6 separate regions of the Homo sapiens genome follow, and regions 1, 3, 4, 5 and 6 are each linked to region 2. Evidence: chromatin loops called from intact Hi-C (ENCODE). Cell type or tissue: HepG2. All regions are shown on one strand.

Region 1 (5,000 bases), 190 kb after region 2:
ACTTCCAAGTCAACTTTTGCTTCCTCATTTGCTAAAAAAAAAAAAAAAGATAGCAATACAATTTGACATCATCCAATATGCCCTAGATGTTGTAAAGATCAATTGGATATGATCTTTAAAGGTATTTTGACGCTGGAGAAAGGGAGATATGAGAACCATTGGCAGTACCATGCATTTAGTGTAATACGTTTACTGGCAATGCCTTTATATATCATCAGCAGCCATCAGCAAAATTTTCATGTGTACAGTTCCTAGAAAAAAATCTCTGCTCTTTAATTCCCTCAAACTTTAAAATCTCTATTCTTTATTAAGCCAGGTTTCAAAGATGCTGATTTGCTTGTTTTCAACTACTCTTAAAGGACAATGGTGCATTTGTGGTTTATGTTTTTGAGAAGGCTAGTGGTAAGATGGTAGCACAAATCTGAAGAACATTTTGAGCACGCTGGAGGCCAAGCATAAAATCAGAAGGTTGGGATATCTCGTTCTTGGGAGGGTGGTGATTTCAAATAAAAGAACCGAATTTGGGAGACCAATGTGGGCAGATCACAAGGTCAGGAGTTCAAGACCAGCCTGGCCAATGTGGTGAAACCCCATCTCTACTAATAATACAAAAATTAGCCAGGAGTGGTGGCATGCGCCTGCAGTCCCAGCTACTCAGGAGGCTGAGGCAGGAGAATTGCTTGAACCCAGGAGGCGGAGGTTGCAGTGAGCCGAGATCGCACCACTGCACTCCAGCCTGGGCGACAGAGCAAGACTCCATCACAAAAGAAAAAAGAAAAAAAAAAAAGAACTGGTAGCTGGAAGGTTTTAATGTGGTTCTCATTCACCCTAGCTCCAGTCATGTTGACACACAAGCTACTTACCATTAAGGATGTTAAGGTGAGGTTTTCTATTTAAAAAAATTGCTGTCAGGGACACCTGCATTTTACTTGCTGAGTGGAAATATTAGAATATACCCGTGGGTGACTCTCTAAGCTAAGTTTTGGAAAGAAAACACCCCACTGATGTTAGGGCAAAACAATCCATCCTTGGTACACATCCAAACAAACAAAAAAAAAATTCAGCTTAGCTTTCTAATTTTTTTTTTTTTTTTCCTAGCTGGGGGAAGGATGACACAGGGGAAGAGAGGATTATGGGCTTTATAATCACACATTTCCTAGCCTTGCTTCGCTGAACTCAGGCAGATGCTTTGCAGAAACGTGCAGGATTCCAGGCAGGTGGGTGATCAACCAGAACAAGGCCTAAGGAGTGGGGGCACAGCGGGCAGCAGGAGGGAGCTCAGGGGGCAGGCAGGCTTCAGGTTGATGGCAGCACCTGGGTCCAGGCTGGGCTCTGGGCTCTGCCAGGGAGCCTGGAGCCAGGGGTCTCATTAGTACCTGGCTAGGACTGCAGCCGGCTGATGGCAAATACAGGCTATCAAAGCCCTGTCAGCACTCCTGAATGGGACAAAGAAAAGGCGCATTAATGATTAACTCTGCTAAAAGCTCCGGCTTTTGTATTCCCATGGTGCCTGGCCTATCTGGCTGCCATGTGACCGGCCCGGGCCATTTTCTCGCAGATTGGGGAAAGCTAGTGAGCAAACACAGGTGGTTCTGTGTCGGCCGCGCTGTCAGGGACAACCGCGGACAGCACCAGCTATGCCTGGTGAAATTAGCTGCTGTGTTTGCCTCCAGTTTTGCTTCCTGGTGCTCTTACTTTCTAAGTCGAATGTCATTTTGCCACTCATTTTCAACTATTCACAGGAGGTGCTAAAAAGGGGGAAAAGGCCCCCACGCAAAAATGGGAAAGGGAGACACACAACATCATGTTCTTTGAACTCTGCAATAACGTTTGGCGACCAAAGGCGAGGGCAGGGTAAACTAATTAAAACCTCTCAGGTCTTTAACTTTCTGCAAGAGCAAATTTATTCTTCTCAAAGGGAATTATTTTAGTGATCCTGACCAAATAAGCAAGCTACAACAATGACGTCATAAGCCTGCTGGCATGGACCCAGCTCGGCTCCCTGTGCCATGGGGCCTGGAAGAACCTGCTTTTTAAAATGGGCCGTGGCACTAGCGCCCACCCGTACAAGCCGGGCAATGAGAGGGTGCCCTTCCAAGTCTGACCCTGCCTATTCGTGGTTCAGAGTCAAGGTCCCTCTAGTGGCATTATTTGTTTAAATGCATTTCTTCCTTGGTCTACATCAGACAGACCTTCTTTTTCCTGTTCAAATATTTATATGTGTGTATTATTGCACGCGGCTTCAACTGCTCCCAATCACACCAGCGGCCATAAAGCACAGATTATCAGCATGAGGTGATAAAGGCCCTTTGAGTCAACACCAGAAATGAAGAGAAAATGAAATAAAGTTATAAAAAGAGGACAGCATAAATGTCTACAAAGAGTATATCAGTCTGCAGATATTCAAGCAATTAGCTACAATAGGAAAGACATTTTATCCAAACTAAAGTACCGCTGACATGATTAACAACGTTTGATATTTAAATATAACATTCTGCCAGATTCCCAGTTAAGAAAGAGGGCACTTGCGAAGTCTTTGGATTGGAATGCAGTTAGTTCAGTGTTAGTGAATATCAGCTCAAACACAGCCGTGGTGTGTGCTGCGTTGCTTTCCAATGGACGCTGACCACAGAATAAATGTGAGCAGTCTCTAGCCCCAAATGGCAGGGTGAGGCTGCTGTAATCTCTCAGCGCTGTTGGTTTGAGGTTTGTAGTGGTGTTTATTCTTGCTCCTTCCTCGTGGTTCCTAAACTTTTGATTTTTGTGAAATGAAGGAAATATGGTTATAGGCCCCAGCTGCAGGGGAGACTTGGTTGCCCCTGGGTATAAGCACCTCAGTGTGGATTTCCATGTCATCAAGCAATTTTAGCAGATACATTTTTTTGAAGGGGGCTGACAGTAATTGGTTTTTCTTTGCAAGTGCTGATAGGCAGGCAGTGGTGTCACTCTTGCCCGAATTACTTAGAGCACAAGCATCATACATAAAAACCCTTTATTTATTTGTTTATTTATTTATTTCAAACCAAAAATAAACAATTATGAAGAGCATGTGGCCAAAATGAAAACTCAGCTTTTGGTTTATTTCCAATGCCTCCTTGCTCTCCAACATCTTTATGTTGTTTATCAAAACCATAAGTTAGTTCTGTGAAAATCAACATACTGACAAACCTTTAACTAGATTGACCAAGAAAAAGAGAAAAGGTGAACACCATCAATCAATACCAATTTTGGCCATATCCCGGGCAATAAAACAAATCTCAAAAAATTATAAGAATTGAAATCATAGAGAGTGTGTTCTCTGACTGCAATGTAATAAAAATAGAAATTAATAACAGAAAGATAAGAGGAAAATCTTCAAATACTTGAAAACTAGACAATACACTTCTAAATAACACATAGGTCAAAGAGGAAGCTCCAAGTTAAAAAAAAATTGAACTGAATAAAAATGAAAATATACATCAATGTTTGTGGTACACAGCTAACGTGGTGCTAAGAGAGACAGACATTTATCATTCATAGTACTAAGTGCACACATTAGAAAAACAATTCTCAGCTCAATAATATAAGCTCCTACCTCAAGAACCTAGAAAAAGAAGAGCAAATAAGTCCAAGGCAAGAAGAAGGGATAAATTAATAAAAATACAGTCAGTACTGAATGAAAGTGAAAGCAGAAAGCAATAAAGAAAATCAATGAAAAAAAGAGTTGATTCTTTAAAAAGATTAATAAAACTGACACACCACTAGCAAGACTGACAAAGAAAAGGAGAGAAGACACAAAATACCATCTCAGGAGTGAAGCAGGAGAAATCACTACAGACCTTCCAGACAGCAAAGGATAGAAAGGAAATACTATAAACAACTCTACACACATAAGTTTGACAACTTAAATGAAATGGGCAAATTTCTTGAAAAAAAAAAAACGTAATTTACCCAATATGAAACAGAAAATTTGAATACTTTTATAACAATGAAGGAAATTGAAATTTTAATTTAATAACTCCCCAAAAGAGAAGTCTCCAATCCCAGATGGTTTCAATGGAGAATACTACCATATGGGTACAGCAGAATTAACACCAATTCTATACAATGTCTTCCAGAATAGAGAAGAGAGAAAACACTTTCCAATTTATTTTATGAAACTAGTATTACCTTGATACCAAAACCAGACAAGGGCAGTTCAAAAATAAAATTATAGACCTTCATGAATGTAAACAAAAAATCCTTAACAATATATTAGCAAATAAAATGCAGTGATAGATAGAAAGAATTATACACCACTACCAAATGGGTTTTATTCCCAGGATAGAAGGCAGGTTTAATATTGAATGTTAATCAATGCAGTTCACCATACTAATAGATTGAAGAAGAAAAATCACGTGATTATATCAATCTACAGAGAAAAGCTACTTGACAGAATTCAGTGCCCATTAATGATAAAAGCTCTCAGAAAAATAGGAAAAGATGACATCCTTAACTTGACAAAGACCACTTACAGAAACCTACACCTAGGATTACTTAATTGAGAAATACTGAACACTTTTCCTAAGATTGGGAACAAGGAAAGAATGTCCACTTTCACCACTCTTATTCAACATTCTGCCAGAGCTTCTAGCCAATGCAACAAGCCAAGAAAAGTAAATAAAAGACATACATATGAGAAAGAGAGAAAGAAAACTGCGTTTATTTGTGGATGACATGTTTGTCTATATAAAAAATCTGAAGGAATCTGTAGGAAATCTCTTAGAACTAATAAGTGAGTTCAACAATGCAGAATACAAGATAAATATAAAAAGGTTAATTGTATTTTTCCATACTAGCAATGAACACATGGACACCAAAATTAATATATAATATAATTTACAATTGCTCAAAAAAAGAGAAATGCTTAGGTATAAATGTAAAAAAACATGTAAAGGACGTTTATGCTGCTGCCTACACAATGCTGGTCAAAGAAACCAGTGAAGAGCTAATTGAAATCAAGGACACATCCTGTGCTTATG
Region 2 (5,000 bases):
GGAGCTTGCAGTGAACCGAGATGGCACCACTGCACTCCAGCCTGGGCGACAGAGTGAGACTCTGTCTCAAAAAAAAAAAAAAAAGAACATCAAGAAGGATGCCAGGGAGTGGGACGCCTCATGCAGGAGGGAAAGGGATATGAAATATGTTTGAAGGAGTAGGCAAGATGTCCAAAATCCCGGAAACTACACTAGGTATTTCAAGCAGAGAGAACTTAATATGGGGGTTTGTGGCACAGGTGAATGAAGAGTTGAGGAGTCAAACAAGAAGTAGAGACAAAATCCAGATATGAGCAACACCAGGAAACTGATCTCACCCCTAGGCCAGGGGGGCAAAAGGAGAATGCATGTGGGGCTCTCTGAGCCCAAGGTCTCTGTGCCCTCCCAGCCAGGCACAATGGGAGCACAGAGAGAGACTGCCTTGTGCTGGAGCTAAAATCATGGATGAAGCCATGAGAAACAGGAAGAAGAGGCTGGCACATCCAGGCTTCTCTCCTCCTCCCAGCAGCCAATCTCCGGCCAGTGCCTCCCATTGGCTGAATCTACCAGGAAGCGAGAGCGCAAGGCCTCCCGGGAAATGTAGTTCCCTTCGCTGCAGCGCATGGGCACAGCTGGGGAGTGGTACCCTATGTGCCATTTAGATGTCATTTCTGCTGTATTCCCCGCAGTTAGCCCTCTGTGCAATGGTCAGATTAGGTGCTTAAGAAACCTTTGCTGAATTATCAACTACTCATGAAACGAGAAAAATCCAAACAAGTGATGCTAAGGACTTTAGTCCTATTACCCCAAATCCATATAAAGTTCTTCATCCTCAGCAAGACTACCTGATTGTATGCAGTTCACCTGATTAATCAAAGTGTGCTTATATCGCTGATGATGGAGAGCTGTAAGCTTCTCCACAGCATTTTCTCAGCCACTTACGTATAGATGGTATTCACATTTAGTCTTGCATGTCTAAAAGCTGGACGAAGTCCCCCACAGCAATAGGACAAGGTATGCCACAGGTGCCCTCCAATCCAGCTGGTGAAGTCAAAACTAACTTCCTGCAAAAGAGAATCAGTCCACACTGCGATGATAAACTGGTCCAGGACCGGCTGGTTATCACACGGAGTTTGGAATCCATTAATACTGAATGTTCTTATATTCCCTCTTCCCGTCCTTCTTCCAGACATTGCCCTCCATCTCTCTGATGGTTCATATGTGGTAGCCAGCGTGTACAGGATATGGCTTCATTTCCTGCTGTGATCTCCTCTGCGATTTCAAAAAGGTTAATTCGTTACTTGGTAGAAAATGTGAAATTCAACAAAAATATTGCCTTTCTTACTAAGCAAACTAAGCCTGGTCTAGCTGGGGATGTGATGTAACAATTCTCTTGGTGGTCTGCCCTCAAACCGTCAGGTTTCCATAGCCCTAACAATGTGGCCGTGGATCATGGGGGAGCTAGCATTGCCTCCAGGGTGATGTCACAATTCCCAAATCCTTGCACTAGGTGGGGCCAGCCTCCTGTTGTGTAGACTCATCAACTATACCAGTCCTCTGTTCCTGGTCTCTGGAGCTTCAATTTGGGAAAGTGACCCATTAGCTTCTGAGGACCAGGGTGAGAGAGGGCAAACTTGAATGCCCTTCACAATGGAGAGATGTGTGCAGACCGGACAGACATCAGTTCCTTTATCAGTGCACAGGTAGCTGCAATGTAAGTGGCTAGTGTGCAGGAACAGCCAGGGAGCTGAAGGATAAACACTTTGGCTTCATTCTCCTGGAGGGGACAGTTCTGAGTCCTCATGCCCCCGCCCCCCTCCTTCAGAGACCACACCTCGGCTGCTCACAGCAATGGCTGCCCATCAACTCACCCTTCAATGCTTCCACCCCCACACTTCCGGTCCCTCTTCCTCACTCTCTTACAGATGCTTCCTGGAATCCTCTCTCAAATAAACTGCTTGCCTCCAAATCCTTGTCTCAGGCCTGCATGTGGAGAGATAAAACCCAGACAAAGAGGCAGACATGAGCAGATGAGCTCCCCCGAACAGGAGACAAGTGGGCTGAGAGGTGAAGGAAGAGGATGAGGTAAGAGAGTGGGGATGGGGAGAGCGGTCTAGGCAGGAATGCACATGCAAGGGTTCTGAGCACGCACAGCCTCGTGGAATCCCCAGGCCTGCCCGGTTCCATTTGGAAGGAGGACACCTCAGGGTTTCCAGTGCTGTGTGGCGCTGTTGGCATTTGAGGCTCACTCTTTGCCGTGGGGGGGCTGCCCTATCACTGTAGAGTGGTAAGAAGCATTCCTGGCCTCTACCCACTAGACACCAGAAAGATCCCCCAGTTGTGACAACCAGAAATGTCCCCAGACACTGTAAAATGTCCTCTGAGGGGCAATGTTGCTTCCTGTGGAACTGGGGTACAGGGCTCTGAAAAGATGAGGAGGGAGAGGTGGCCACTGCCAGTGTCCCCCTTCCTTTGCACATCCATGGACACGTCCCTTGCCAGGTCCTCCTTAAGGCCGACGTCTGGCCAGGCTGCCTGTCCCTTGGCCTGCTGAGATTGGCCGAGATGGGAGGGCTTGTTGGCTCAGTTGCTTTTCAGAGGCCCGACCGGTGGACATTCTTGCCTTTGACCACTAGATGGACCCATTGCAATGCTGTACACAGGAGAAGAGGGGTAGCCAGAAAGGTTCCAGTTTTACCCAGATGGAGAATTTGGTGTTTGAGGCATTTTCTAGTTGAATTCCCCTGACCCCTTCTATCCCTGGAACCCAAAATGTTGTATTGCTCCCAAGTGTGTTCATGAGTGCCGCTGCGTGGAGAGGCAGCCAGGGCTTGGCCGTGAGCTCCTGCAAGCTCACCTTGGGCAGATGTGAGTTCCAGCACCATCGCTTCTTCCCTGTCTGTAAAGTCGGGGTAAACAAAATGCTTATTTCACAGGGCAGCCACGAACGCTCAATGAGACATGACAAGTCAAGTGTGGAGCCCAGGCCCTTCACCCAGAGGAGCTCAAAAAATATTAGCAGCCGTTACCATTGGAGCCTCTGCCTCCTAAACCTGCCTCAATATCTATGGAGGGTGGGAGCAGAGTCACTTTTCCTCACTGGACCTCAGTTTACTCCTCAGAAAGACAGCAGTGATGATGCCCTCTCAAGATATCCTCTAACTCCAGAATCCCTGTCTCTATTGATCGTGTAGGATGAGGCAGTCCAAGTTAAAACAAACACTTTGTTCTTAGTATCTCATTTCATTTTCATAAAAGCCTTAGAGGACACACGCTTTTCTTATCCTCATCTTACATAAAGGTAAACCAAGGCACAGAGGGCTCAAAAGGTGAGGAGGGATTCAAACCTGGCTGTCTAGACCCATTGCCCACATGGCTAACCACCCCATAACCTGCAAGGAAAAATGATCGTTGTCATTCCTTCTGCAAAAGAAGGATGGCTGCTTGTTTCACAAAGGTTAAAGTTATTTAGCAAGGGGAGCTCAAAGGGCTTTGACTGCATTGCAGCCTGGGAGTCAGAGCAGGAATGGAAAACAACCATGAGCCGGCATTGTGTCCGGACCCTTCCAGGGGTTCCTTGAAAGGGGCTATTTTCCTTTTATTCCTATGCAGGGGTTGGCAAACTTTTTCTGTAAAAGGCCAGAGAATAAATAGTTTAGGCTCTGCAGGCCATATGGTCTCTGTCATAACTACTCAACTCTGTCATTGTAGCACAAAAGCAGTAATGGACAAAATGAAAACAAATGGGAGTGGCTGTGTACCAATAAACCTTTATTTATTAAAGGCAGGCAGTGGCCTAGATTTGGCCTCCTGGCCACAGTTTGCCAGTCCCTGAATTAATGCAGCACTTTACCCCAAACTTGTACTGAAGTTTTAGTTGCGCCTCATCTGGCCAAAAGCATTGCCCACTAAACGTGGACTGTGTCCCCAGTGTGGGATTCCTAAGTGGCCAAAGACGAAAAGCATTTGGTTTTTATTGATAAGGTGTTTCTAAGTGGAATATGTCAGAATGTGTCAGGCTCTAATGAGTGTCTGGGAAACAGAGCCTAGGCAGGCACACGGGGAATGTGCTGGCTTTTTACCTCTGGGTCTGTCCCAGAGAGCCTGCAGGCAGTCCACACAGGGGACACGGTTTCTCTGCCCAACTCTGAAAGTACACGACATGAAACATGTGAATGATACTTTCTCACATCACACTAAGTCAACCTGCAGAAGCTTGCACTGCATGTGCTGGTGCATGCCCGGGGAGGCAGCTGCTGGCTGGGACCGACTTTGCCCTGTGCAGAGATGGGAAGGTCTGTCTAGAGTGCCTGCATAGCTGCTTCTGGTGCCCCACACGGTCCCTGTCTATTTACTGCTAGGGAAGAATCCTGGTTCTGCTTCTGTGACAAGTTGTATGAATTGCCCCAATCCAGCCAATTGCAGTGTTAAGACTCAGCAGTGGGTAGCCACAGGTGGATTCTCTCTTGTAATTCTACATGGGTCCTCACCAAACCTGAGAAAGTATCAACTGCTTGTAAGGAAAAAGACATCAGGGAATTATCAACATATCTCATAAACCTGTACAACTCCAGGAAGAATCACCTAGTGAATGTAGCTCTTAACCAAGAGCAACATACAACTTTGCACACTTATTAAACCCTATAAAACCAACAAATTCAAATTATCAGCATTAGTTTAACATGATAGATGGCGTTTTGGGTGAAACTAAATTGTCCATGTTGAATAGTAGAAAGATGTCTTGGCTGCATGCTTTCCTGATGGACCAGCTTTGGTGACATCATCATCATCATTTTCAGTAATTTTCCTGAAAATAGTGAACTCATTTTAACTACAGTTTCATTATGTTGATGGAGAAATCACTTCTAATTGTGCATTACAGAACAGAGTACTCCAGAAAGCAAAAGACTACCAGAGAATGATAAAAATTTTCTTTCATATTCTCTGTGTTGCAAGAGGCCAGTTGCAAGGTGGCACATATACAGCCTGAGAAAGCTATTGGCTCAGAAAAAGGGTAGTAT
Region 3 (5,000 bases), 350 kb after region 2:
AGGTTCATGACCTTGGGAAATTTGCCAAACCTCTCCAAGGTTTAGTTTCTTCTCTGTCAAGTGGGGATCAGTAATAGTCCACATCTTACATATTTTCTATAAGGATTAGAAGAGCAAAGTCACATTCTAAGTTTTGGTTGTTATTCCTCAAAATTAATTTTCTCCTTTGGAGTCTATCTAACCAACCAGGCTGCAAAGGAAGAGCAGGCATTTCAAGGATCTTTGACTTTCATAATTATCCACGAAGTTTTACTCTAAAGAGACATCCAAAGACCCAAATTAAATTCTAGGTTAACTTATAGCCAACCTGGAGACACACAGTCCCCCAAACCTCCACACTGTCCAGGCAGTGAGCACACAGATGGGAATAGATTCAAATAGGTGGAAACATTCTGAAGCCCAAAGATAGGGGCAGTGATGGATCTGAATTTCCCCAGAAAGCAAAGCCTCCAGGAACAATTTACACGACTTGGCCAATAGAACCCTTGATGGTAGCTTTAGTTTTGTAAAATGGAGGTTTGAGGAACCATTCCAGAATGTGTACCCATCCATGTCCAAGAGAATGCTACAGCCTGTGGAGTAGCTGGGTTTGCACTTCCAAACAAGGTCGTGTGGGCCTAGGATGTGTAGCCTTTTCTACAATGAGCTTTGTGCATTAGAGTTCTGGTGCCTCTGTCCTTATTCCAGAAAGTACAGCTTATTCACAACTTGTCAGAAAGGCCTGGCCCCCAGAACTCTTGGCTTGAGGTTGTGACGTCTAAGTTTAATGTAAGCTCTAAGAACTAACTACCAAGTTGAAAGTCAGAGAATTCAATGGAAACTGGCAGAGCATCTGGAGACTTTACCTGAGGTTCCGCAGTCTCAGCGGGACCAACATAATCCTGATATTCTCTCCTAGGAACTGCAAGGTCAAGCTCAGAAATATCTTTTCCCACTCAAACCCACCCAACAAGAGAGCTGTACTTGACAGCCAGGTTCTGGGGGTTTCCCAGAAGGTTATTAAACAATTTAAGAAGTAAAAATTAAGAAATAAATAAATAAAGGAAGAAAAAAATACAGGGAGGAAGGACAAAGGAGAAAGAGAGAGAAAGAGGAAGCAAAGTCAGGGAAACAGAAAAAAAGAAGGAAGGAAAGAAAAAATGAAAGGAGGGAGGAAGGGAGGGACAGAGAGAGGCAGGGAGGGAGGGAGGAAGCTGGGGACTTGATTAAGAATATCTAGAGTTCCTATTAGTAGTATTTGATTCTTACAACAAGCTGGCAGTTGGTAGAAAGGACACTTTTGCAATAGAACCTCTGCTAAAGACAGATTTGTTAGTAGAGGTGAAAAGTCTCCCAAAAGCCCCTTTCCCATAGACCCATTCAGTGAATCTGGCATAGAGAATTTCAGATTCCCCATGAAACCCAAAAGCAATTATCTGAGATTAGCAGGAGATCAGAAACAGCTTACCTCAAGTATTGTTTTCTAAACCCAGAGGGCTGGAGAAATTATTATCTGGTAAGAATTCTAAAAACTCTGAAACTGGTAACATTTGTTCAGACTGGAGGGAGAAATATAAGACCATGACAGGACAGACATACCATTGATAGCAGAATATGGTTGGAATGGACTTTTCTGAGATCTGTTTTCATTTCTGAAAAGTGCACAAGGACCCCAATGAGAGCTCTGTCTTAGCTCTTGGATAACTTCTCAGCACCAGGTGGATGAGAGAAAGGTTTGTTGAGGCTCAATACCAAAAAATTGATGTCTGGAAACAGCTCAGTGATGTCTGCTTACATCACATGGTCATGCTTCAGATATTTCAAAAAGACTGTGCTGTTGGAAGGAGAGCACGTGGTCTTTTTTTTTTTTTTTTTTTTTTTGAGACTGAGTCTCGCTGTATTGCCCAGGTTGGGCTCACTGCAACCTCCATCTCCCGGGTTCAAGGGATTCTCCTGCCTCAGCCTCCAGAGTACCTGGGATTACAGGTGCCCACCACCACGCCCAGCTAATTTTTGTATTTTTAGTAGAGACAGGGTTTCACTATGTTGGCCAGGCTGGTCTCGAACTCCCAACCTCAAGTAATTCGCCTGCCTTGGCCTCCCAAAGTACTGGGATTACATGTGTGAGCCACTGCGCCTGGCCCCACACAGTCTTTTAAAGTAAACTAACTCAAGCCTCTGAAAGATAGCAAAGGAACAGTAAGTATTGGGCCAGATATGAAATTAGTCATTTAATTGTGATAAATTCCTTTAATTTAAATATCATCGCATGTATATTTTATGAGATAAGATGAGATTTGCAAGTGAAAGTCTATAAAAATGGTAAAGAGCTAAGAAGAATTAAGGTCATGAAGGTTTCTAAATGTTTTCCAGGCCACCGACGACATGAATAGTTTACTTATAACCATTGACATGGTACTTCTGGTGAAATTAGGACCACTCAGAGTGTTCTCTTATTTCAGATCAGGCATCACTTGGTTTAGATATTGGACTCCTGACAGCCCTAGTGTGGCATGAAATGCCTGGTGACCGATGCACTCTAACAGTGTGCTTCTTCCAGAGGAAGCAAGGTGGTGGTCCCCTGGCCCCCAGCTGATTCTCCAGGGCAGGCAGGGGACTGACTTCAAGCCGGTCCTCTGAATTCCCCAACCTGAATGGAAATAACATTTAAATCTAACTCCTAGACTGGCTTTTCTGGCTAGAAGAATCTCACCTGAAAATCTCTTTTATCTCAATAACAAAATATCAGATCACGTTTATTATTGTATTTACAGAAATTACAGATTTGGGCAGACATTTATTATATTTGGTGTAAGCTGGCAATTGAGAGGCTGTGGGTTGGTTTTGAAGTGGGCTCTAACACAGATGTTGTTCTATGGAGCCCCCACGTGGACACGCATAGGTATAACCGCTCTGCAGCGCACCCTCATCTTAAGGAAAAAGGTCCCGTCTGTGTCTGAGGGTGTCTCCTGAGCCATCAGGAGAAACATGCACTGTGCTGTGATGGAAAGGATTGCCATTCTTAAAAGCCAGACCTCACGGAATCAGAGTTAACACTGACGGGTGAAAAAAAATGGGCTGAACCTAGGTGAAATTGGCATTTTCAGCCACACATTCGTGTAGGATTGAATATGCTCTTCTGCAGCCGATTCCTCGCACAGTCCGACATTCCCCACTGGCCGCGTTCTGACTGGCGCACCTGCGTTCTCACCGTGACCAACCTGTTTGCATCGTGGAGTAGATGATCTGTTCCTTGAGCAGACCTTTTCCTAGAACGTAGCAATCTCTCTAGAGTTGAAAATAAGTTCTGCACATGCTCACTTCATCCAGTGCACATTTGATCTTCTGAACAACAGCATTAAACAGCTTTTGCTGTTTTGTAAGATTTTTGGAAGATAATTCAATACTCTAAATCAATCAGGTGTTGGCAAAATACAGAGAGTAAATATTTTCGGCTGGTAGGTCAAGAGGGAAAATTCCAGAATATTATCTAGGTACTTATATAACCATTTCAAATGTAACCATTCAAAAGCACCATTTGAGTTTCCAGGCCATCAGGAAAGAGGTGGCTGGCTTGATCTGGCCTGTGTGTCCTAGTTTTCTGATTTGTGACCTAGAATATGATTTCTTATGCAGGTTAGTGTAAAAGTGTTGTAACTAAATGTTTTTGCAAATATGGCAGCTCTTTTGTTTTCAAAACAGTCCATCCTCACAGTGGGCAAAGACAGTGGTTGTCCTTTACCTCACAAACCAGAGTTTGGCCTCTTGGGCCACGGGAAGGGTTCTTGTATTAGCCTTGCCTATTTCCTGAGCACCTGCTATGCCCTAGTGAAGCCAGATGTCTACGTCCTATCTCTGAAAGATACGACCCTCCAATTGGTAAAGCGAGAGGACTCACCTGAGGAGATGATGAACAAGCAGATGTTAGTCCAGACTGAGCAGAGGCTTGTAGTGGGCTGGTCTATCCACCCAGGATGCCACGACACGGAGGACAGGAATTATATTTGGCTGACTTTGGCCACAAATACTTGCACTCATGTATTCATGCGTTAATACTAACGGAGAATCTACTTTGTGCTCGCACTGTGCCAGGTGCCGGGATAGAGAGGTGAGCAAGGCAGAGAAAGCACTGGATACCACATAGTCTACATTTATGTAGGGCAAAACCAACAACACACAAGTGGACACAACTTCAAGATGATTTCAAATCGTGATGTGCACTGGAAGAAAGTAAAATGGGGTGATGTGACAGTGTCACTGGAACGGGGGGTTGAGGCTGGAACTTTAAAAGAAGCAGGTTATGAGAAAGAGCAGGAATACTGAACAGCAGAGCTACTGCAAAGGCCCTGAGGTGAGTTAGGGGGATTTGCATCAGGAAGCCTTCTCCAGAGCAGGATGTGTGGTGGAGCTGGAGGCATGGGATGAGAAGGGACTGAGAAATGCTGCCTGGAGAGTGAAGTCTTCTAAATCCCGGGAAGTGGTGTGAGCAAAGGCACTGGATTCTGGAGCAATAGTAATGTGGGAAACAATCAATAGATCAGGCTGGCGGGCACCAGTGTTTGGAAATGTAGGAGTGTATGGTAACAAGCAAAAATGGAGGGCTGGCACAGAGGAAAGCGGTGGGCCACAGCCGAGAGCTCAGACCCTGTCCTGGAGGTGATAGAAAACCAGCCAGGAGGCTGTCCAGCAGTGAGTTCTGGCAGATTCACTGTTCAGGATGGGTTGAAATGGAAGGAAAATGGAAGTTTTTTTTTTAAACGATTTTGTGATCTCTAAATTTAATCAAAGCTCTGGGTCTGGGAAGGCAAAGCACCAACAATTCCCTGAGGCATTTTGGGCGCCTTGGCATGGATGGACCCCCAACTGCTCTGCACTGGGGAAGACGACTCCTGTGACTGACTCTGCCACCCTGGGCCCAGAAGCTTGGTTTTGATTCTCTGGAGATGAAACTCCAACATGTGGCTCAGAAAGCTCCAAGGACAAAGGGTCCACATTATATCCATAGGTATTTCCAGATCTGG
Region 4 (5,000 bases), 300 kb after region 2:
AACAGAGAAGTGCATATATCTTTAAAGGTGATGATTTCATTTCCTTCGGGCATGTACCCAGAAGATAGATATTTAGGCCATAGGGTAGATCTATTTTTAATGTCTTTAGGGAACTCCATACTGTTTTTAAGAATGGCTGCACCAATTTACAGTCTGACCAACAGTGTACAAGGGTTCCCTTTCCCCACACTGTTGCCAACATTTAATATCTCTTTCATTGTTTGATAATAGCCATCCAAACAGGTGTAAGGTGATATTGGACTTGGATCTTGAAAGGTGAATAGGAGTGTGTCTGGCAGAGGAGGAGGTCAGGTGCATCTCTGGCTTAGAGACCCACATGACCTTTTTTTAAATTTTTTGAGACAGGATCTCCCTCTGTCACCTAGGCTGGAATGCAGTGGCACAAACACGGCTCGCTGCAGTCTCAACTTTCTGGGCTCAAGCCATCCTCCCACCTCAGCCTCCCAAGTAGCTGGGACTACAGGTGCATGTCACCACTCCTGGCTAATTAAAATAAATTTTGTAGAGACAAGGTCTTGCCATGTTGCTCAGGCTGTTTTCAAACTCCTGGGCTCAAGCAATCCTCCCGCCTTAGCCTCCCAAAGTGCTGGGATTACAGGCGTGAGCCACCGCACCCAGCCTCACCTGATCTTTTGTTGCTACTCTTTGGGACCCCTGCTCCACAGTGAATTGGGGTATAATTCCTAGTCAGCAGGTTCCATCCCCAAGCAACTTAAAAGGGCACAGACACATTTAGTTATAGACATGGTTTTGTTATAAAATAAGTTTCTCAACCTCTTCAATAGTGGTTACACTTTTCCATGCTGATGTTTTGGGTGAAAATTATCCTTCTGCAGTCACTTACACTCTGAAACCTCAGTGGCCTCCTAAGTTTCTGCTCCAACTCGCTTCACTGAATAATGGGAGTTACCCCAAGCACCACCATAGTGGTGCATTTTTTCTCTTTCATGACTTTCCTAACTGACTTAGCTGTGAGTGACAGCACCCATCCTCTTCCTCATAATTTACTGCAGTGCTGCAACCTAGAGTCAACTCTCCTTTGTGATACACCTTACCAACCCTGCTTTCTCTGCACAATTTCTTTCTGCTACTCTGCTCCAACGCTATCCCCACCTCACTTTGGGCAAGTCCTGCCTAGCTGAGGCTTCCTGGTGATCCATCTTGACTTACAATTAAATTGGCATTTCAAGATCTAGCTATTTTTTTATGTTGGGAAATGGGGATTGCAGTCTGAAGCCAACACAAGGAAGAGAAAGGAATTGTTTTCCACATTTGTGTCAGTTACACACACAAGTAATTCTACTCCCATTCTCATGATTCATCTCTGAATACCCTTTCAAAGGCATCACATATACTTTCAGGGAGTAGCACAGACCCATAAAACCTGTGTGTGTGACTCTTTCTTTCTCTCTTTCACTTCTTTCTTTCATCTGTGGCTCTAGTCATTTGCATACATTTCAGAAGCTGCCCAAGAGGGAGAAACAATCAATTAACTCTGGTGCGCAACATTTCTTTTCTCTTATAACTGTGACCTGTTTATGCTTTAATCCCAAATCTGCCTTTCAGTTGAGCAAACTGGTATCACTTAACATCAATAGCAGCTAATAGCAGATGGAGAGAGATCAGTAACAAACATTCAAATGTCACTCTTCTATGTGGATCAGTTCAAATGTGTACCTGAGACATTTTAGCTTGATCACACAAAGTGAATATAGACCAGGGAAGCATTATAATTGATGAAAATCTACGACTTTGCTATTTTATGTTAATTCACAAATTCCAATTTTAATGACATTCAGAGAGTTAAACAGAAAACATTTAAGTAACTACCAATCTCAAATTATTTTTAAAAGAAGGAGTATCTGTACAGATGAAAGAAAGCCAACATTGATTTGAGATTTTATTTTGGTTGGTTCATGTAGAAGCCGTGTGTGAAAAAGTTCCAGACTGGGAAACCCAATCTGACCAGATATTTTCCAGGCCAGATATTTTTATGATCAAAAAACAGGATGCATGATTTGATACAATGCCTGATAACAGGACAGAATACTTGAAATACGAACTATTGTGAAAAACACAGGAGTCTTGAAGTGGGCCCATGAAGAAGGTAATTCCATTTACTGTGAATGTGGGTGGCTGAGGCCTTCGACAAGGAGCCCTCACCTCTGCATTCGCTTTATGACTGAGTTTCTCCTGAAACAGTGGAGAAGCAAATGCAGTGAGGATCTAGGTGATTCCTAAAGGAATGCACTGTGGACGAAGTTCTGGTTAATTGTTGCAGATGTTAGCTTTGCCTTATTGTAGCAGGTTTGACCAGAGACACAAAAAGTAGAAGGTGATAGAATAGACCATCCATCATTCACATCTCTGGGAAGATAAATTTCAAAATTAAAAGGATTATATTCCTCTTTGGTTTCTATTGAAATACCTTTCACTTTTTGCATTTTATTTTAATACAAACTGATACCTTGTTGAAATTTCCAAAAACCTAGATAAAGTCCTAATTCTTTTTTGGTCACATGGAGAAAAAAAAATTCTCAGACTTGACATATATAATTAGGAAAAGACAGACCCTTTAAAAGCTAAATGCAATGTTTATTTTTAAATGTCCGAGGGTTAAGACCTTGCTAGCAAGTTTTTATTGCTGAGCGACAACCCTAAGTGAGAAATGTGGTTTATAATGGAAATGCAGATGCACCGCCTTAGTTATCAGATTGCCACCAGGCACCAGCGTAATGAAGGAATTTTCTTATTTTTGCACAATGAATACTAATTGAGGTAGCAGAAGGGAGTGTCTGGGTGGCCACACTGCAATAAACTGGTGCCATCTAAAGGAGAGGAGAGAAAAACCACCCAAGTGGTACTCGCAAAGGAGACAGGATAGGTACGCTCTTCTAGTCCCTGGACAGCCAGATTTCTGCACTTGAATTTTTAACAGAAAACACAAAATTGAATTCTACCATGTTACTAACACAACTGGTTATCAGGTGGAGTTAGGAATGGGACAGATGTTGCCAGTTTTTCTGAAACCCATCTCTATACAGTGAACTTCTCATCTGTCAGCCTGTAGAGGAGTGATTAGGTACCATTGATTAGGCATGCCAGATGAGAGGGAGACGAGGAGAAAGAACAGGGCAGAGAAAAAGGCGGGAGGGGTTGGGGGCACAGAGAGGAAAAAGGGAGGGAGAAAAGAGGGTTGGAAAGTTTATTTCGTGCAGGATATTTTGCTTTCATACAAGCAATATGAAATTTCACCTTTAGTTTTCACAAACTATTGCATTTGTCCATATATTCAAGGAAAGTGAAACAGAGAAGTGCAATAAATGACCCTCAGATGGGACTGTTGGCAAGCCACAATGCTATTCTAGCTGCTTCCAGGACCATGGCGTTTCTGCAAGCATGGGGTCATGAATGGAATAATGTGGTGGCTATTCTCAGAAAAGGAAGCGCTTCATTCTTGAGGTTTCACCAGGACAGGGAGTGGAGAATGCCCCTGAAGGGCACAGCCAGGCTCCCTCCAGGGGCTCTGGAGTACAGGAGAAAGGGTTGGAAGGCCTCAGTTTCTGGGCAGGAGTGGGGAGTTTGCCCAGGGGCCCGTGTCTCAGATGAGAAAAACATCTCAGATGTCTTTTGTTTATTTCATAGAATCAGCCTGTCTAGGCTGGAAGAGACCCTGGCATGGTTATCACTGCCCAGTGAGCCAACAAGCTGAAGCTGCTAATGTGAGATCAAGCTGGTTAGCTTCTGGTCAGCCTGGGGCTCAAGGCCCAGGCCCGGAAACACGGTGTTATTTTCAGACCTGAATAGCCTGCATTGTGGAAGAGTAGAAGGTACCTTCCATGCAGGTGGGGGCAGCTAATCCTTAAGTAAACTGCCTCCTTTCCCCAGGCAAAGACGGAACTCCCTCCACTAAGCCTGCACTCCCTTGGTGACCCCATGGGCCAGTCCTGTGCTGTCTGTTGGTGCCTCTCAGTGCCAGGAGGATCCCTGGCTGCCTGGACCTGGTACCCAGAAAGTTCTTGGTGAATGCTTTTGGAATGAATGAATGAATGAATGTGGTGTCTCCCTCTCATTACCAACTGGAGTTTAGTTTTTCCATAGAAAGTGTTTCACATGGGAGTTAGACTTGGACACTCACTCATTCGCCCCTCGTATCTGGGTGGGGGGTGGGCAAGAAAGTTCCTGTAACCCACTGGGGCAGGACAAGGGAGGGGATTTGGGCCACATACCCCCGAAACCAAGGACACCGCCTACCTGGGAAAGGAGGGTCTGGGTAGACCTCACATCCAGAAAGTGGAAATGGGAAAGAGAGCACCTGAGGGGTGGGTTGGGGTGGGGAGAAAGAGTAGAGCTGTGTCTCTCGCTGGACAGAGTCAAATGAGACCCAAGTCATCCAGCCAGGAAGCGCATTCTCAGCCCGATCTCAAGATCTGACATGATGACCTGAACAATTTTAGAGACCAGCTGCTGCCAGACAGCAGACACTCCGATTGCTTCTGCATCCAGAAAGTACCTCGGTGATCTGAAAAATGGGTGGATTAATAAAGAAAGAGGTAGAGGCATTTTAAAGGATTTTAGGTTTCAGGGGATGGCTTGGAATGAATCAGCACAGTGATGAGGTTGGCATTTCGGGGAGAGTGGGGTTGTGGGAAGGGGGCAGGTGACCTGAGCCAGGCCCTTAAGTAACATGGTCTAGTTGGGGGTTGCTTAGCTACAGGGGGAAGGTGCTTGAGAGAGACCCCTCCCTTAAGGAGAGGACCTCCCAACCCCTCCCTACCCAAGAGGGCCCTTGGGGTGAGAGGAGGGCCGAGAGCAATTTACTCAAGTATTGTCTTCATGGTCTGTCATCCTCCCCTTTCCCTACCAACTCCCCCAAAATAAGTCCAGTGGGTGGTTTCTATTCAGTGAAGCATCCAGATAGTCCTGGTATGCAGTTGGCACTCAAATCCCACTGAATGAATGAATGAATCAATGAACAG
Region 5 (5,000 bases), 230 kb after region 2:
CTTTCAAACTTAAAATACACACACAGACTCACACACAACCCTAAGGCAGAAATGTACCAGGATCCTACTCCAGAATGTCTCTGGATGGGAATAGGCTGAGACTCACTTGGCCTTTTCACCAGCACAATAAGGGCCTGGCAGGAGCCACATCAGAGCCCTGAAAGAGAGGGATGCCTCTTAAGCTGACAGGCCACCAGGAGGGCATTGCTTTTAATTTAACGTGACAATGTAGTAATTACAAGCCTTCTCTAACTCACTTGCCTGAAGGAACAAAGGAGGATTCTCCCTGGAAGAATGTCAAGGAGTCAGATGGATACGCCCCCTGTTCCCTGGCCTTTTCCAAGCATACCCCACCTCCCCGTGCCCTGTCCTAAGCCAAAGGAATAGAGATGTGGATTCATTTCTTCATACACAAAGACCAGGAATAAAGTGGCTAAAATTAAATGATTTTCTTTCTACCCTGAGAAGAAAGTCACAACCCTCTCTCTGTTGCTCAAACTAAGGAAAAATACAGTGTGGTCTTTAGGAGTTCAATTCAAGTGAAAGGAAACACCCATGCAAATACACATTCACACACATGCAGAGAAAGCCTGTATGTTACACCATCTCTTACTTCCTTTACAACAAATTATCAACCAAAAAAACAAGAGCCTTGTGTCAATCACATTACTAGAAATCCACCCCGATAAATATGTCTTGGGCCACACATTTTTCTCAGGGTAACCGACTGGGTTTTCATGAAGGATTTGTTGAACTGCATAGTGTGTACGAATGATTGCCCCAAAGCTCCAAATATTTATGGCCAGGGCCAGCAGCAGGCGACAACATCTAACGCTGCACTTGGCAGTCTGGCCCCCATTATTCTTGACAATGGGTGGATGGAAGGGAGAACTGTTGAACTGTTTACTACTTCAAGACATTTTAAAAGGTAATGAGTGTACAAACAGCATGGGAAAAAGAGCCCTCTGTAAGGTGGCTTAGAGTCAGGATAGAAAATTCAAACAATATTAGCCTCAAAAAGTCAACATTAGACACCCTTCTACTAAGGACCTACAAACAAACAGAGTTACTCTGTACACACACTCACACATGCAATTCCACGCCACTGTGGCTTTCACCTTCTCAAGCCCTGGGTTCATACGTGCATTTGCACAGGACTTGGAAGTTTTCGGAACGGAGGGGTTTTGTCTCCTGAGAGCTTTCAGCATTAGGACTCGTGCACCTGGCTTGTCCAAGGCAGGTGAGGGCAGGGAGAAACCGAAATTCAGGCCAAGACTGGGATGTGTTTGGCCCTAAGACCAAGCCACACTCCTGTGTGTGGACCAGGAGAGGCTGTTGGGTTTTCCATGACATCACAGTTCATCGAGACAAAGTGCTACACAACAAACACCTCTTGTGCACAGACACCCTCATCCTACAGAATTAAAAGACAGAAGTAACTCTTTTGAAAAGTCAATCATTAATAATGGAAAGAAATCCACCATCTTGTCCTCTTCTTCACACAGACCTAGAGAAGGCAGGTACTTGCTTTCCATTCAAGCATTGAATATGACAAAGAAAATAAATTCTTTCTATTTTTTCTGTTTTGTGAGAGTTAGTCTCCCACTATTGAAAGATTGCCCTATTTCTGTTCAGCCAAATCTGTGCTTCTTATTCAAGGGGGACACTTGGTTACTCATACATCTATCTGGAAACAGGAGATTGATTTCAGAGGATACTTGGTTTTCCACTCCAACATCAGGAGTAATCTACACTCTGATAGGTCTTGTGTTTGCATGGCCTTCTAATTCTTTGCAAATAAAACCTGACAAGAGCTACACACAAGGAAAATTGCCAAAAAGATGTGCATGGGAAAGATTGTGCCTCCCCCCAACCTCTATTTCCTGAGTTTACCCCACATATCTTATAAAATCTAAAACAGTGTTACCTGTGCTTAAGGGTTTTCATAGTTTTGAAAAATGAAGTCGCTCTTTGTCATAACATCTCAAGAAGAAGTAAAACAAAAAACAGAAAGGATATTCTTCAAAAATACATTTTCCAAATTAAATTGATCACAGGTTTTTTCAGCCTGTTTTTTAAATGAAATTATGCAAAGAGGGAAAATTTAATATTGCAATCAATAGAGTCCCACCCTTTTATAATGCCAGGTCTTAGCTCCCATTGATTTTTTAGCTAGCTGCATAAACTTAGTTATGCACAATAAGAATTTCATGCTACAAAGAAGAGAAAATGACTTTTTCCTCTTGCAGTGAACAGTAAGAGCAGTAATTGTAATCTCACAAAATAGAAGTTTTATTCTCAGCCTTTAGAAACTATAGAAGGGGAAGGCAGTACATCTTCAGACGATTTTCACAGATACATATGTGTGTGTGTGTATGTGTGTGTGTGTATATAAAGCAGAGACAATTTGTAAAATTTGGAGAAAAAATATAGTGTCTTAGTTTTGACAATGACAATGTGGTATGATCAAGTTTGCTGCAAGGAGGTGTTTCAAAGATTATTTTTATTATGACACACATTTCCCCAGAAAATTCTCTCTAGCAAAAGGCATCTCTAAAAAAGAAATCCTCCTAATTGTGGTTGGCTTAACGCCTCTCCAGAGTAGGTCAATAGCACACCCAGCGCAGGTGGCCCACCGGCCGCTCCCCGCCTGGCGTCTGATAAAGCTAGTCTCTTCCCTGGATCAAGGTATTAAGGTTCGGGTTATTTGTATTGATTTTATGTGCCACTATGCTGCGCTAGCCATGCTCATATCTGTGGTTCACAAATTCCTCTTTAAAATGTCACCGCCATTTCATTTCCTCTGCATCAATACTGCAGCCAGAGGGGCTGCTTGTTAACCTCCGGGGCTGTAGTCTTATCAGATGCACTAGGACACTGCATATTCCCAAAGTTTTCACAGACATCAACAATGCAGGGGGTGGGTGGGGATGAGACTCTTCACAGAAAAAAAAAGGGAAAAAGAGAAAAAAAACAGAAAACTTTTAACTATTTTTCTTTTGATGTTCAGAAGGATTTTCCCTCTTGCCCAGGAAACCCTTGGAAATGGATCCGCCCTCTAGCGGTTAACAAGGGAGCTGAGGAATAATGGGATTTGACATCATTGGAAAGCACAGCCACACCCAAAAACAGGTGTGTGCACAAGAATTTCTGAACACAGATTTTACCAGCTACACCCACACCCTCAATTCTACTTGAAATTAATCTTAAAGAAATTTTGAATTTGCTGATAATTTGAGATCAGTAAAGATTTTCCCTGAAAGTTCTAAGGTAAGTCTTTCTCAGTGAAATAGGTAAACTAGCCATCTAATAATTGTAAAGATACTTTTCCTCCTCAGCATAGAGTAAAACTAGCCTTAACTGAAATCCAGATGGAAATCTACACACAGGCACAGTCATGACTCTATTTATCAGTCTACGGTGATCCTTTAACAAACATGCAGCGGGGTAAAAATAAAACACATGTTTTCCCTTATTTCTCTGTAAGCGCTTACTTAAGGTTTTATTATATTTGGCCATGGGACATTCAGTAAACTTACTGATGATATCAAAGAATGATTTTACAAACAGTAAAAGTTACACTATTGACACCTCCAAATTCTGGAGTATTTACATTGTGTTAGGTGCACACTTGCTCAGGGAGATTAACAAACATTACTAGAAAGGCTGTGGCCAAATCCACCCTAGTTGTTTATAAAACCTTTACAACTCATCAGCTTCCACTAACACACTGGCACTGTTCAATTACCATCAGTGTTAGAGAGCCTTAGCAAAACATCTAGTGCCCATGTAAATAGACAAATCTGAAAACTAGCTGGTCTGTTGGCTTACATACTGTAGGTAATGTTTTCTTTTGCTCAAATTTGTTCTGGAAACTAATCACGCTCTGATAAAGCCATCTGCAAATATGAGAAAGATTGACACCCACATGTCAAAGTTTACACAGCCTGACCAAGTGTACATATAGTGCAGATGATGTGAGGGCTCCGCTGTACAGAGCTTCTCCGGGGCCATGTTGGAATGGAGCTCTGGTTGAGAATGCAGGTACCACTATCTACATTAAAGCAAAACTTGCCAGTTTCCTTGCCAAGCTAAAACTCTTCCAAAAGGATGGGTGCTTTTCTCCATGTTCATCATGGAGTTTTAACTTCATTCGCCCAGCATTACTAGTCTAGGGCGATGGAATGATTATCGCTTAGCGAATTCCAAACCCAATCGCTTTTCTACAAGTCACTAAAGCTTTAATTTGTCTAGAAAATGATAGTAACTTATTGTTCATATGCTAGAAAGGATAGCATAAATATCAATAGGAGTAATGATATGAAATGGCATTTGTCTAGAAAGTCACAAGTTAACTTTTTACTGTGCATGGCCTAATTTGCAGGAAATGCTTTATACATAGATTTGTCCACCCATGCTCAAAGAAAACCCAGAATAAAAACCTGAATATAAAGCAGATGGATTACCAAACATGACTGAACACAGCGAGGAATTCATCTTCATTTTACTTTGGCAATAAACGTTTCTGATTTAGAGGTACCTGGAACAATTCTCTTTTTCCTGGTTGTTGTCCATGTTTCCCAGAAATATACCCAGTGGATCTATTGCCTGATCCTGATCCCCCCTCTTTGGTAACACAATGAAAACCAACATCAACAACTATGTGGAAGGGTTTGTTTGTTGTGAACTTATTTTGACTCCTGATGCTCATTCCTTTCTAAGAGCTCTGAAGTCATATGATTGAAATTTTATTCTTGAATTTTCTTAGGGATCAACTACAAATTTTCTCATCATTTCCAGAATGTAGCCTAATAATTCTTTGAACGATATGGCAACATTTGCTTCTTCCTAGCCTTCTGACAATTCTCATGATTGGTTTCTCTTTTTACTTATCAAGTAAAACCCTAAGATTTCATCTGCCAGATCTTTCCATTTCCATTGTAAAGTTGGACAATTTCTTAGCCCTTCACCAATTCTGGATTTTTGAATCTCTCCTTCAA
Region 6 (5,000 bases), 210 kb after region 2:
ACAGTTGGCTTTGAGTGACTTTAAACTGTTTTAAACAAATGAAGAGCCTCATCATTTTGAGTATCTTTTAGAAGCATCACAGACTTCAAATTTCACAAGCAAAGGCTGTTTTTGATAACACTTACTCTGTTTGACTAGAGAATAGGCCCCTGAGGTTATTGCTGTGAAGGAATTAATATTCATCTCGGTGCAGAAGTTCTGCCTGTTTATTTAAAAACAAAACAAATCACTGTACCTGTGAAATACAATAAATAAAATAAGTAAAACTACTTTGTGAATTGCTTAATAGCATAGCAAATGCTAACTCTGTGGTTAGCATTTATGATTAAATGAAAGCAGATTACAAAAAAGTCTACTGTAATTTTTTTGTGGTTAAATTTGCATACATATTCACAGAAGTCTACATATACATTCTTATATGTAGAATACCAAAATAGCAGTATTCCTGAGTGTTAGCCATAATTCCTGAGTGGTGGTATCATTTTTCATTTATCTGTGATTTCTCAGCTTCTTCAGTTAATATTTGTATACCTGTAAGACTTTTCCAGAAATCCTGAAAAGACATTTGTAGTCCCGTTTAGTTTCTTCTTATACTTCCTACTGGGTAGATTTTGATAGTTTTTAATGGTTTTGTTTCAGTTGATTTTGGGGACAATATTATTTCTAGGACTTCCCGGCCTGAAGTCTCCTGGTAGCTACTTATTTGTGCAACAGACACTGTGCATTATCTCCATGTGAAGACCTTTGTAGAACTCAGCAGATGGGCTCCTGCTGTTCCAGCCTCTTGTTCTCCATGGTACAGACACAGCCAGGCATATCCTGGGAAAGAGGGCAAGAGGAGTTTCAGGAGCAGCTCTGGCACAACTTAGAGTGACAGAACACAGGTCAGGTGTACACTTTGCCTTATAAGAGCTGATTACCCACAGCTCTTTCTGTACTCAAGACAAGGGTGCCCGTACAAGTGATCAAGTATTAAGAATGTATTCCCAGGGGAAGTCGATGAGGAAGGGGAAAAACCAGGCCAGGAAGGGAGGAAGCCAAGAGAGGTGTTATCTCAAAGTCATGCAGAGGGGACCTTCAGCCTGACCCTGCAGGGACTCTGGTATGTAAGGTACTTGTCCCACTGCAAGCAAGGTGGCTGTGCTTTCATACCCCACACTGCCAATCACTGTCTATGGCTTGCCCCAGGTGGGGTATAAACTTTCAGGCACTTCTGCCATCTGCATGAGGAGGGCAAAGGCTTCTGGTGGCCAAGGGCAGAGCCCCAAAGGAGAGCCTTAATGCTATCATTCCTCTTTGGAAAGGAACACACTGATGAACTTTAATTCCATGCACCAGGTATTCCAGACATCTCCAGCCTGTGTGCTCACACATTGTCAGGCTCCGGGGGATTAAAATCAATGCAGACTTCTGAGTGTCTTTCTCCTGAACTTGATTGTAAACAACAATGCAAAGTAAACTAACAAATAGGAAAATGTTCAAGTAAGACAGTGTGTTCATTTATTCTTGGGCAATAATTCTTCTTGTTATAGTGCAGTAGCATAGGCTTAGGAAAGAAACACCTGGAGCCTCCCCTCAACAGAAATATCCATCAGTTTGAACTGCAACTTAGAATGGCTGATTAGACTGCTTCCTTGCAAGAATTCTGAGGCCAGGTGTGAATTCAGAGGGAGAGATGGGCATGATTGATTAATGATGTCTGCTAGTTGTGACTTTAGAGAAGATGAGTGAGATTGACTAGTGATGTCTTCCAGGTGTGAATTTTTAGAGGAAGTTGGGGCAAATTCAGAGGGGAGATGGGCATGACTGATTAGTGATGTCTTCCAGCTGTGACTTTAGAGAAGGCGATGAGTGTGATTGATTAGTGATGTCTGCCAGGTGTGAATTCACAGGGGCAGTTGGGGTGAATTCAGAAGGGAGATGGGCGTGATGAGTCAGTGATGTCTGCCAGGGTCCTGGGAACAGAGAGTTGGGCCCATGGACCAGGTAGGTTCCATCCCTGCTTTCTTTTGTAGTTAAAGCTCATTAGGGCAAATTTACCACATAGTCCACACCTTAGCTGAACTTGGTCAGGAAGACATTTCCTTTTCCTTTTTTTTTTTAAAAAAAATCTCTCTTTCCCTCTTTCTCTCCCCCTCCCCCATTTTATCTCATTTTGGTGCTTATAGGTTTTTATTCTATAAACACTTTGCCGTCTTTGTGACACGGACTCATTCAGGACATGTTTACAGTACTTAATGACATCTCCCTGAGAAATAATGAGAATGCCTTTAAAGGTTGTCTTCCTCCCCGTGCGAGCAGAGGGACGCACGCCAGGCCTGCGAGATGAGAGCCGAGGGTCTGGCGGGGGGAAAATTGACTTAATTTCTTTTCACCACATGAAATGGAATGTCTGGGTGATCTGACCTAAATGCATGGCCTAAAACCAATTAATTCTGAATTGCGAATTTGTGAGCGCATCAAGTTGTGCATGGAATTTCCGATGAACCAGACAACGCATACCTGCCTTGTTTGCAAAATGTGGAGATTTTTGCACATAAATTTGCCTAATGGTCCATTATTAAAGTGCAGCTTCAGTCATATTGTACCTCAGCTCGCGGGAAGACGTGTAGTGGTTCCCCGTGCCCTTCCTGTGGAATTCAAGTCCTTGGTCTGTCTTGCCTGGCCCTTAGCAGTGTGGCCCCGGCCTCTCCTCAGTGTGGGTGAACTCCCCCTACGGGTCAGGGTCCTTTAATGCTGTCATCAGAGGGGACCTTACATCCTGCTGCAATGGCTCTGAAGCTAGGCTTACACTACAATCCCTATGCACAGGGGGTGAGGTGCCGAGCCACTGTCATCATGGAGTTTGGGAGAAAACGCGCAGCTCACCACCCCCAACCTGGCCTTGACGCTCCCACTGCCGTGCAGTTACTCATTCTCTTTTCTGTGCCTGTTAGATTAACGCTCATTTCATTGTAATCGGTTTAATTCACCTAATGTTCATTGAGACTACTGTGCATGTGACACCGATTTGTTTGTGGGAAACAAAAATTAACCAGACATAGCAGCTGCTTAAATGACCAAATTAGAAGAAGTTGGCAGGAAATATAAATAACTATAATAAACGTTTAATTTGGTGACTTACAATAGAGCTATAATTAAAACACTACGAAAACACATAGAAGGGAGCTTGGTATGTGTTTCTGCATGTGTGTGGTGGTGTGTGTGGTGGTGTATATGGTATGTGTGTGGTGGTGTATGTGTGTGTGGTGGTGTGTATGGTATGTATGTGGTAGTGTGGTGTGCATGTGTTGTGCAGGTTGTGTGTGTAGTATTAGTGATGTGTGTGTAGTGTGATGCATGTGTGCACGGGTGTGCTGTGGTGGAGATGTGTGTGTGTGGTGTGTATCTGGTGTGTGTGTTTGTCTGTGGGGTGGGGCGGGCTGGGTGCTAGCAGGCTTCCTGGGAGAGAAGAGTGGAGTCTGAGAAGTGGGTGTGGCATCTCTGAGGAGGCGGGGTGGAGAAAGGGTGAGGGTGGCTGCGCACACATACAAACACACTACCACACCCATGGTTGTGGGCTGAACTGTGCCCCACTCCACTTCTAAATGTTGAAGGCATAACCCTGGTACCTCAGAATGTGACCTTATGTGGAAAGAGGACCTTATGTCGTTGCAGATGTGTTTACTTAAGATGATGTCATAATGGAATAGGGTAGGCCCACTCCAAGGTGACAACATGCAGGGAGGACGCCATGTGCAACCGTGGGCAGAGGCCGGGCTGATGGGTCTACAAGCCCAGGAAAGTCCGAGATTGCCAGCAAAACACCAGAAGCTGGGGGGAGGCATGGAGTGGGTTCTTAGAAGGAACCCACCCTGCAACACCTACATCTCAGACTTCAGCCTCTGAAACTGTGAGACATAAAATTTTCGTGCTTTAACCCACCCAGTTTGTAGAATTTGTTACACAGCCATGGCAAACAAATGCACCCAATGTCTAAAAGTCCTTTGATTAACGACTCACAGTTATCCTTTGAAAATTCCCAGAATAAAATGCAAATGTCAAGACTCACAGGAGTCAAGATTCAAACCTTTTGTGTATTTTAAGCATCCACATTTCACTCTTTTTGTTAAAATAAGAAGAACCATTCCAGGTCCAACTGTCTTCTGCAGACCTTCTGTGTGGAATCTTTTCCTGGAGTTGGAATAGCAGACTTGGGGATGGTGCTGTGGGTTTGTTTGGTTTATTGTTGAAATCCCAAGAAAGAACTTTCATTTGCAGCTGGTAAGTTGGTCTGAAGTCCCTTTATCGTCACCTGACCCAAGGCACATTCACCCAGACCCCAGACTTAAGCTGGCTAAAAGTCAGCTGGACTCTTACCTACTTTGTTGTTCCAGGAAAATGTGTTTTGTTTTGTTTTTGGGTTGAGTTTCACTGACCCTTCTCTGCCTCCTCCCTGCTCTATTTCCTTTTGGAGGGAAAATTATTTCAGAGATTTGCTGGATTTACTCATGAAGACTCCACCAATAAATTCCTAACTCAAAAGATTAAAGACATTTATGTACAGCATACAAAAAGAAAAAATCTTGCTTACATCAGAGTCCTGCTGTTTGTATAGCTTAATCAAACAGAGAATAATGTTTGACAGACAAGGACTAACACAGACATTTTTTGTTTTCTAAAACAAGCCTCAATTACTCAAAAAATGTTGCCTGCTTGGTTGGCTTTAAATGTTTTGATCTCCTTCTGATTTATGGCAGTCCCATGTATAGAAATAGATCTCCCCTTAACCACCTGTAAGCAGGTGTATCCCTTTAAGCACAGTTGCTAGGACCTGGGATTCATTCATCAACTGCAACTACTTGGAACCAGAAGCATTCAGCATCTTTTATCACTGTGACCCAGTCAGCAGGTCTATTTCATTATAAATATTCAATTCTATATAACCACGACAAAAGAAAAAAGGAAATTTAGGGAAAGACGACCAGGATCTGAATTCAGAGAAAAAAAGGAACAAATAT

What was found. Peaks named below come from ENCODE experiments on the same cell type or tissue, not always from the same donor. Only the 100,000 strongest peaks of a DNase experiment are listed, where the experiment ranks them.
Region 1: it touches region 2 in a loop (11-fold over the local background); 4 of 110 quality-filtered maps call a loop at or near these places.
Region 3: a loop joins it to region 2, with 16 times the contacts of the local background. A loop is called at or near these places in 104 of 110 quality-filtered maps.
Region 4: it touches region 2 in a loop (11-fold over the local background); 9 of 110 quality-filtered maps call a loop at or near these places.
Region 5: it touches region 2 in a loop (15-fold over the local background); 25 of 110 quality-filtered maps call a loop at or near these places.
Region 6: it touches region 2 in a loop (6-fold over the local background); 2 of 110 quality-filtered maps call a loop at or near these places.

The regions. Positions count from the first base shown.
Region 1 is chr20:22,487,516-22,492,515 of GRCh38, reverse strand. No RefSeq gene overlaps it. Among named protein-coding and RNA genes, the nearest start is that of LINC00261, 89 kb to the left of the region's middle. In HepG2, CTCF peaks have their summits at 1,667 and 2,131 (motif pointing left); DNase peaks (open chromatin) are centred at 1,505, 2,135 and 2,595; H3K4me3 peaks cover 1,995 bases.
Region 2 is chr20:22,681,809-22,686,808 of GRCh38, reverse strand. It overlaps LINC01747 (long intergenic non-protein coding RNA 1747), which reads left to right and starts at 1,465. Exons shown (of 3, transcript NR_146527.1): 1 at 1,465-1,693; 2 at 1,905-2,064. It overlaps LOC124904963 (a long non-coding RNA gene), which reads right to left and starts at 1,376. Exons shown (of 2, transcript XR_007067729.1): 1 at 922-1,376. RefSeq lists an enhancer at 1,115-2,314. In HepG2, CTCF peaks have their summits at 1,475 and 2,625 (motif pointing right); DNase peaks (open chromatin) are centred at 518 and 2,618; H3K27me3 peaks cover 29 bases.
Region 3 is chr20:22,332,215-22,337,214 of GRCh38, reverse strand. No RefSeq gene overlaps it. Among named protein-coding and RNA genes, the nearest start is that of LINC01427, 52 kb to the right of the region's middle. RefSeq lists an enhancer at 2,750-3,044. In HepG2, a CTCF peak has its summit at 2,869 (motif pointing left); a DNase peak (open chromatin) is centred at 2,864; H3K27me3 peaks cover 1,402 bases.
Region 4 is chr20:22,384,043-22,389,042 of GRCh38, reverse strand. No RefSeq gene overlaps it. Among named protein-coding and RNA genes, the nearest start is that of LINC01427, 100 kb to the right of the region's middle. In HepG2, a CTCF peak has its summit at 2,846 (motif pointing left); DNase peaks (open chromatin) are centred at 2,862 and 3,842; H3K27me3 peaks cover 2,091 bases.
Region 5 is chr20:22,451,521-22,456,520 of GRCh38, reverse strand. LOC105372562 (a long non-coding RNA gene) reads left to right here. Exons shown (of 4, transcript XR_937337.3): 3 at 3,033-3,270. Among named protein-coding and RNA genes, the nearest start is that of LINC00261, 120 kb to the left of the region's middle. RefSeq lists an enhancer at 1-518. In HepG2, a CTCF peak has its summit at 3,059 (motif pointing left); DNase peaks (open chromatin) are centred at 3,060 and 3,920; H3K27me3 peaks cover 2,315 bases.
Region 6 is chr20:22,470,272-22,475,271 of GRCh38, reverse strand. It overlaps LOC105372563 (a long non-coding RNA gene), which reads left to right and starts at 3,734. Exons shown (of 3, transcript XR_001754711.1): 1 at 3,734-3,892. In HepG2, a CTCF peak has its summit at 2,724; DNase peaks (open chromatin) are centred at 2,721, 3,651 and 4,591; H3K27me3 peaks cover 688 bases.